2 separate regions of the Homo sapiens genome follow, and region 1 is linked to region 2. The links are chromatin contacts, found by Hi-C in ENCODE. All regions are on one chromosome and are shown on one strand. The core of a region is the stretch at or near the end of the contact, and the rest is flanking DNA. Distances in the headings are between cores, read along the strand shown.

What was found. Hi-C counts contacts between places; a loop is a spot of excess contacts on that map. Pooled maps may share reads with other maps.
Region 1: a loop to region 2 is called in a map of K562, with 4 times the contacts of the local background. The contact joins two enhancer-like sites. A Hi-C loop is called at or near these places in 9 of 168 maps with a recorded cell type or tissue (Calu3, K562, MCF 10A and 6 more) and 12 of 50 pooled maps.

What each region holds. Positions count from the first base shown.
Region 1 is chr1:48,492,494-48,496,195 of GRCh38, forward strand. No RefSeq gene overlaps it. Among named protein-coding and RNA genes, the nearest start is that of SPATA6, 22 kb to the left of the region's middle. RefSeq lists an enhancer at 1,904-2,198. Within about 2 kb of position 1,783, at least 8 of the 41 ENCODE cell types and tissues checked have a DNase peak (open chromatin) inside an H3K27ac peak, as active enhancers do.
Region 2 is chr1:48,244,686-48,248,272 of GRCh38, forward strand. SLC5A9 (solute carrier family 5 member 9) reads left to right here. Exons shown (of 14, transcript NM_001011547.3): 14 at 2,650-3,587. The coding sequence ends at 2,858. Among named protein-coding and RNA genes, the nearest start is that of SLC5A9, 24 kb to the left of the region's middle. Within about 2 kb of position 2,191, at least 6 of the 41 ENCODE cell types and tissues checked have a DNase peak (open chromatin) inside an H3K27ac peak, as active enhancers do.

The sequences.
Region 1 (3,702 bases), core at 533-3,032, 250 kb after region 2:
CCCAAAAAGTCATCTCTGAATAGAAAAAAAATGAGCTGGGGATAGGAAGTGAGGTGATGGCCTTGTGCTTCCTGGTGACACTGTAATTGTTGGCTTCTGTATCAGGCTGGCCCTGTGCCCTGTGAGATCCTTCAGGCAAAGAGCCAGGTCTTGACTGTTTTATTCCCAGTAGTCATGATGGTGGCCAGGTGGTTTCATGGAGCATGAAGTTTACATAATTGGGAGAGCACCCTTTAATAAGAAGAATACAAAATATATTAATGAAAAAATTATAAGTATGGAAGTGAATATATATTTAGAATGAGGGAATACATCACAAATTGAATTTTTAAAGTCTCAAAATCCAGAAAAATTACAGTCTATTTTTATTAATTAACTGCTTGTTATATCACTATATCCTTTCTCTATTTCTTGTGTTTATTCTTTGATCACCCCTTCATTTGACAACAATTTTTTGAAGATTTTTTCTTTTGAGAGAACAAAAAGATAATTCAGTCTTTCTTCTAGCATGATTGATACAATTAGATTTTTATTTTACAGAATTCAGAAAAGTTTATTTTAGTTTCACAACTCCTTACTACTCATGTCTTATAAATTTTTCAGACTGTTGTTTTAAAAACCACCACCAGTTTTCTTTTATTACGTGCTATAAGATTTCGAGGCATTTTGCACTTCCTCATGCAGTACTAATTCTGCACACTCTGAATTGACAGCACTCATTAACCAGTTTGTGGCCGATGTCTGTGTTGTGGAGGCTATGCACCTGTGAGTCACGTCACTGGGCAAGTGAGTATAGTGGACCACAGCTGTATTCCTAGAAGCCATTCCAACACAAGAAGGCTAACAATACCGAATTTTATATGGGAAGTGACTGTGAATCACATAAACATAGCCCACTAAACCCAAACATCACTCAACTTCCCTTTAGCTGGGTCCCAAAAATGCCCATGGATACTTCATTCCTTCCATATGTGAAGGTGACTGAGGTGGAGGGGAAGGAATTTGGCATAGAAAATGACAAGGATCTCAGACGACTTCCATTAAAATATCTTCCTTTAGAAATGTATAAGAATGGGCCAGGCACAGTGGCTCACACCTGTAATCCCAACACTTTGGGAGGCCGAGGCAGGTGGATCACGAGGTCAGGAGAGCAAGACCATCCTGGCTAACACAGTAAAACCCCCTCTGTATTAAAAATACAAAAGATTAGCCGGGCATGGAGGTGGGTGCCTGTAGTCCCAGCTACTCGGGAGACTGAGGCAGGAGAATCGCTTGAACCCAGGAGGCAGAGCTTGCAGTGAGCCGAGATTGCTCCGCTGAATGCACTCCAGCCTGGGAGACAGAGCAAGACTCCATCTCAAAAACAAGAAAAAAAAAGAAAGAAAGAAAAGTATAAGAACATGGTATCAGGGGATCACAATTCTGGGGAAGGGGCCAGTGCAAGTTAGGAGTTAGGGGTTCTGATGCCTCGTGAACCTAAAATAAATCTGTTGGTTTGTCCCATAAGCGCACACTGTCATATCATGGGCCCTAGATGAAGGTTGACTGAAGCAATGTGAAAGCGAGGGAAAGGAAGGAGAGGATGAGCAGGAACAAGGGCACTGCTGCCTGTAAAGAAGCAGCTGCCTGACACTGTTGGTAGTTGGTGAGGTATCATCAGTACCCCAGCCTGACCTCAGCCTGAGGAATTTGCTCTGCTTGTCTGTTGGGGCTTTGGACCTCCTGGATGAGCTGCCTGTGTTCCTCTCTCCTCTTCACCCCTAGCTGTTCTAGCTACACAAAGGGCTATATTCTCATCACCATGGCAGGAAGTTTGCCAGTCACCAAGCCTCCCTGTGTGCCTCTTTGATTTGCAACATTTAAAGGGCATGAAGAGACGCATTCAGAGGCAGGCTTTTAAACCCGAAGTTACCCTAGTGTGAGTCCCAACTGAAACATCCTTGCTGGCAGTAACTGCTGAGCACAGCTGGACGGATGTAGCATTTGCCCTATAAAACATTTGATACTTTGCCAATAAACTGTAAAGAGGGAAAAAAAGGCCCCTGTTTTCTTTGCAGTTACAGGGCAGCTTTGGAATGTGCTAACCAAAGCAAAATGTGACCCTTGCTCCATCAGAGTATACTCTCCCAGCCCTGCTGATGAATAAGAGTATAGTTAGGCCTCTCACTCAAACCCTCACTTGGCAGAGCCACTGGGATTTCAGAGCCTGTCCCCAGATCCTTCCCTTCCCTACTGCTCTTGGGTGGCTAAGGGTGTCCTCAGGAGCCACTGAAGCCATCTGGCATGGGTACCACAGTCACTCTCCACTCCACCTCTTTGTGGTCTTGTCAACTGGTGTAGCTACTGTGGCAAAAGAATGGTGACCTGCACCTCCACTGTCATTACTGTACCTCTTTAGAGCTGTCCCTTTGCTTGTACCCATGCTTCTCTGTTCTCCATACAACAAGGGTCTTGAGGCTGGGTGCAATGGCTCATGCCTGTAATCCCAGCTCTTTGGGAGGGGGACGTGGTAGGCTTAATTGAGGCCAGGAGTTCGATATTAGCCTGGGCAACATAGAGAGACCCTGTCTCTACCAAAAAAAAAAAAAAAAAAAAAGTATATTGATATATTGAAGGGAGAATCTCTCCACCCAGTGAAAACATCTCCTTCAGTCAGATGTCAGGGAACCTGGTAATCTCCTAAAAAGTTATTTATAAAGATGAATGCCCTTTCTGATTTTCAAATTCATTCTTGATGAATGTGAGTCATCCAAGGCCAAGTTGCAAGATAATTTTGGAAGATGATCAGTAGCATCCAGAATCAAGTAAAAAACATGATTCCTCCCTGCCAACGCACAAACCTACAAAAATTCCAAGATAGAAGTCATGGGCCTCCTCTTTTAGAATGAATTCCTTAAGAGCCCACAGATTCTGCTTAAGGGCATCCTGAGTTCCAATTTGCTTGAGTGCCAGTAATCTGGGGCTCAGCCATCTGGCCTCAGAGTCTTTTTTATGTCTCCCCAGAAATAAGAAGATCTGTGTGTTCTTATATAGACAGGATTTCTGGAAGCTTTGTTCTCCCAGAGTTCCTGTCTTAGTTTGGGATGCCTCAGAACCCTCAGACAATTATTTGGGTGTAAGTAGTTTACTGAGGAGGTGATCCCAGGAAACACCAATTAGGGTAGGAAGGAAGCCACCAAAGGGTGCGTTATTAAGCAAATTTTCACTGTGGGCAACTGGAGTACAATCATATTAAATAACACTGATAGCTAATTAGAATATATGCCTCAGAATTATCCCACCCAAGGAGTGGGGAAACTGGGGTCTTTAAGCACCTGTTCTCATCAGCCATTGTTTGAGAGTGTTAATTCCTGCCCTTCTGGCCTGGCATGTGGGTAGAGTGAGCTTCAGTAGGTAAAGCAAGCCGAAAATCACAGGTGCTGGCTGTTGGAAGTCAGGCCGGTGAGCAAAGACATGGGGAAGCTGGGTAATAGGGGTGGGACACTATCACATGGGCTACAGTTCCCAAGGTGGACAAGCAGGACCCACTCATGGCATAAAGAAGGCCACAAGCCAGGCAAAGTAGTTTGCACAATCTTCAGAGTGTGATGATAGTCTGTATGGTAGCCCTGAGTAATCTTTCCGGTAGGGAACAGCTGAGAATTTAGGAGCAGAATCAGTCCTACATCCCCAGGCATTGGCAATGACAAGAATCAGGCAGGA
Region 2 (3,587 bases), core at 941-3,440:
ACTTCATGGTATATTTTGCTTTGCAAATATATATATATATAAAATATATAATATATATAAATTATATTTATATTATATATAAATTATATTTATATTATATATAAATTATATTTATATTATATATAAATTATATTTATATTATATATATAAATTATATATATAAAACCTGTGTGTGTGTATGTATGTGTATGTGTATATATATATATATATATATATATATATATAAAACCTCTGTCTCAGAAGGTTGCCAAGGGAATCAAAAGACAGAATATTTGGAACAGCTTAGAAAATGATAAAGCCTAGTACAAATGAAATGCTGAATTCATATTATCGTTAGTGCAGTTCTGTTGCTATGTGACCTTAAATAAGTCTCTTCCTTTTCCTGAGACTTTTATATATATATATATATATAAAACTGCTCCCCCATCATCATTGCAAAGACTGGGTCCTGAGCCTTGTAAAACTTACGGTATTGAAGAAAGCAATCTGAGAGCATGAGCTTTTGTAGATGAGGCAACTGCCAAGAGAAGGAGGAAGGAAGAAGGGGCAAAGCTGCAAAGGAAGTTCCCAAAGAGAAAGAGGAAGGAGACAGCTTGTACTTTCCCACGGCTGAAACCCAGAACTAGACAGACTTACACAGAGTTACACAAATGGACCTACTCCCCAGCTGGTCCCCATGCCAAGGGACAGAGTAGTCCCTGGAGAAGCCAAGAGAAATGCCTGCTCCCTGTGGACAACTTGCTTCCAAGCAAGAAAAAGGAGGCACCAAGTCAGCCAAGAAGTCTAATGAGAGAAACCTACCCCCCTTCACAGACCACCACCATGAGGAAGTAGAAGGGTAGGGAAAGGCTGGTGCCATTATACTCTAAAGCTCCTTCCCTGCCCAGAGAAACAAACATCAGGAATATGGAAGAGGCACCCCCTCTCCAAAGGCCTGCAGGTAGGCATAGTATAATGTTGAGTCCTGAAAAGAAAAGTTAAAAATATTTAAAGGAGGCTGGCACAGTGGCTCACACCTGTCATCCCAGCACTTTGGGAGGCCAAGACAGGGGGATTGCTTGAACTCAGGAGTCAAGACCAGCCTGGGCAACATGGCAAAACCCCATATCTACAAAAAATACAAAAATTAGCAGGGCGTGGTGGTGCACACCTGTGGTCATAGCTGCTCAGGAGGCTGAGATGGGAGGACTGCTTGAGCCCAGGAGGTTGAGGCTACAGTGAGCCATGAATGTGCCACTGTACTCCAGCCTGGGCAACAGAGTGAGACCCTGTCTCAAAATATATATATAATATATAAAATATATATTTTTAAATATGAAAAATATTTAAAGGACAGCAGAGTAGATCTGAAAGAAATATGTACATCCCAGTTTTTAGATACGAATTTATTGAGTTATGGCACACCACTTAATAACTCCTTTAGTGACATAGGCTCTCCGGGCATATGAATTTAAATATGAAGCTCTGTGCATCCTCTGTCTCAGAAGGTTGCCAAGGGAATCAAAAGAGAGAATGTTTGGAACAGCTTGGAAAATGATAAAGCCTAGTACAAACGAAATGCTGAATTCCTATTATCGTTAGTGCAGTTCTGTTGCTATGTGACCTTAAATAAGTCTCTTCCCTTTCCTGAGACTTTTTTCTCCTCTGTGCAATCAGGGAGCCAGACCAGATGGCATCCAAGGTTCTTGCATCTCTGACACCCTGTGTATTGAACTTACCAGCTACCACATTCTAAACCCATTAAAATAATAAAGCAATCATTCCCAGTACATTCTTTTCAATCTCAGTGAAAGGATTTTTATATTAATTTTATTTGTAATATAATGTCTGCTGATTTTTAAAAAACTTAAAAATATTTACCTTATTACTTCTTTTGAATTTAGTTTTTAGTGAATTGTGCTACCTTTTAACCTCAGAGCAGGCCCCTTTCTCACCCCAAGGAAGCCCGTGTCTGCATGGGTTCGGTCTCGTGCACATTTAGCATATCATATACACCAGAACCTCTCCCACTGCTCCAGTACTGGTAACTTTTAAAGTGCTGTCCAATTTCCATCCTCATTTGGTAGTCAGAACAACCTGGAGAAGAATGGGGCATATGTCATTGATACATTTGAGACAGAAAGAACCTCCAGCTCAGAGAAGCTGAGTGATTTGCATATGGCCTCACAGTCAGCTAATGGCAGAGCTGGCCCTGGAACCAGGTTTCTGGCTTGCAGCCCAGTGCCCTTTCCAATTGTGGTTGTAGCAGTCTGTCTGGTTCAAACACTTCCTTCTTCCTGGGTGAGATAATGCTCCTTCCTTCTTCCCTTATTCAGGACTTGTGCTATGAATTGGGATGAATTGCATTATCCTGCCACCTTAATACACCATCCCCTCTTGAAGAAAGTGGTGCTTCCACTACATGACTGTTTGGGTGCTGTGGCCAAGATCAGAACGTAGTCTAGAGTACCAGCTCAGCACCCAGTCTGTGGTTTGCAGAAAGTACAAGTCTATGGCTTCACCCCTCCCCAGTTTCTGTGCACCCCCCATACTTTCCATCAGTATCTCACCATCTCTCTCCCTCCCCTACTCTCCTATCACTTTCCTTTCTCCAATCTTCTTTGCCTCTCCCCTCCTGCTCTCCTTTGTCTTCTGGCTTTGTCCCTCCAGCCCCAAGCAGGTCCTGGGGAAAGTTGCTCTGGAGCTGGTTCTGTGGGCTCTCTGGAACACCGGAGCAGGCCCTGAGCCCAGCAGAGAAGGCTGCGCTAGAACAGAAGCTGACAAGCATTGAGGAGGAGCCACTCTGGAGACATGTCTGCAACATCAATGCTGTCCTTTTGCTGGCCATCAACATCTTCCTCTGGGGCTATTTTGCGTGATTCCACAGACCTGGCTTCAGTGTAGACAGATTAAACAAAGCCCAAGCCTGTCAGCCACAGAAACAGGCTCTCCTCTTACTTTGCTGTCTAAACTGGAGATCACAGAAGTCAAGACTGCAAGCTCCCCTGAAGAGAATCCAACTCAACCTGCACACTTGACAAGTGGAGAAACAGAAGCCCAGAGAGAGCACTGGGTTTGTTCAGGACCACCCAGAAGGTGTCACACGGGGTTTCCCCACTCTTTCTGATATATTGCCTTACAGACCTACCTCAAACACACTGTTTCCACCCTCTTCTTGAATGTATTCAGTAGCCTTTACTGAATGTGTGTCTTGAGAGTAGAAAAATGGAGGATACAAGAAAAGGAGCAGGAAGAAATTTGCAAAAATCCAAGAGCACCTTTGCTCCCCCTTATCCTCCTTCCTCTTCCCCTTTCTAGTTCCCCTACCTCTCTATCTTTCTATTCTCACCAATAATCTCTTTGTTGCATGAATTTACCCAGGAGAGTCCTATATTTCCATTGGTGGCTCCACAGTGGTGGCTGTCAGACCCGAAGGGGTGGGGAGCCAAGGGTGGACTTTAAGCATGGTGACAGATGGTATTTTGGGCAGAAAGCTCTTAGACAATGGACTATCCAAAGCACTATTTAAATTCTGCCTCTTCCTACTCTCTAACCCAAATATGCACAAACTCTCTATGGCCTTGAGAAGCAGTTGGAGAGACATGACT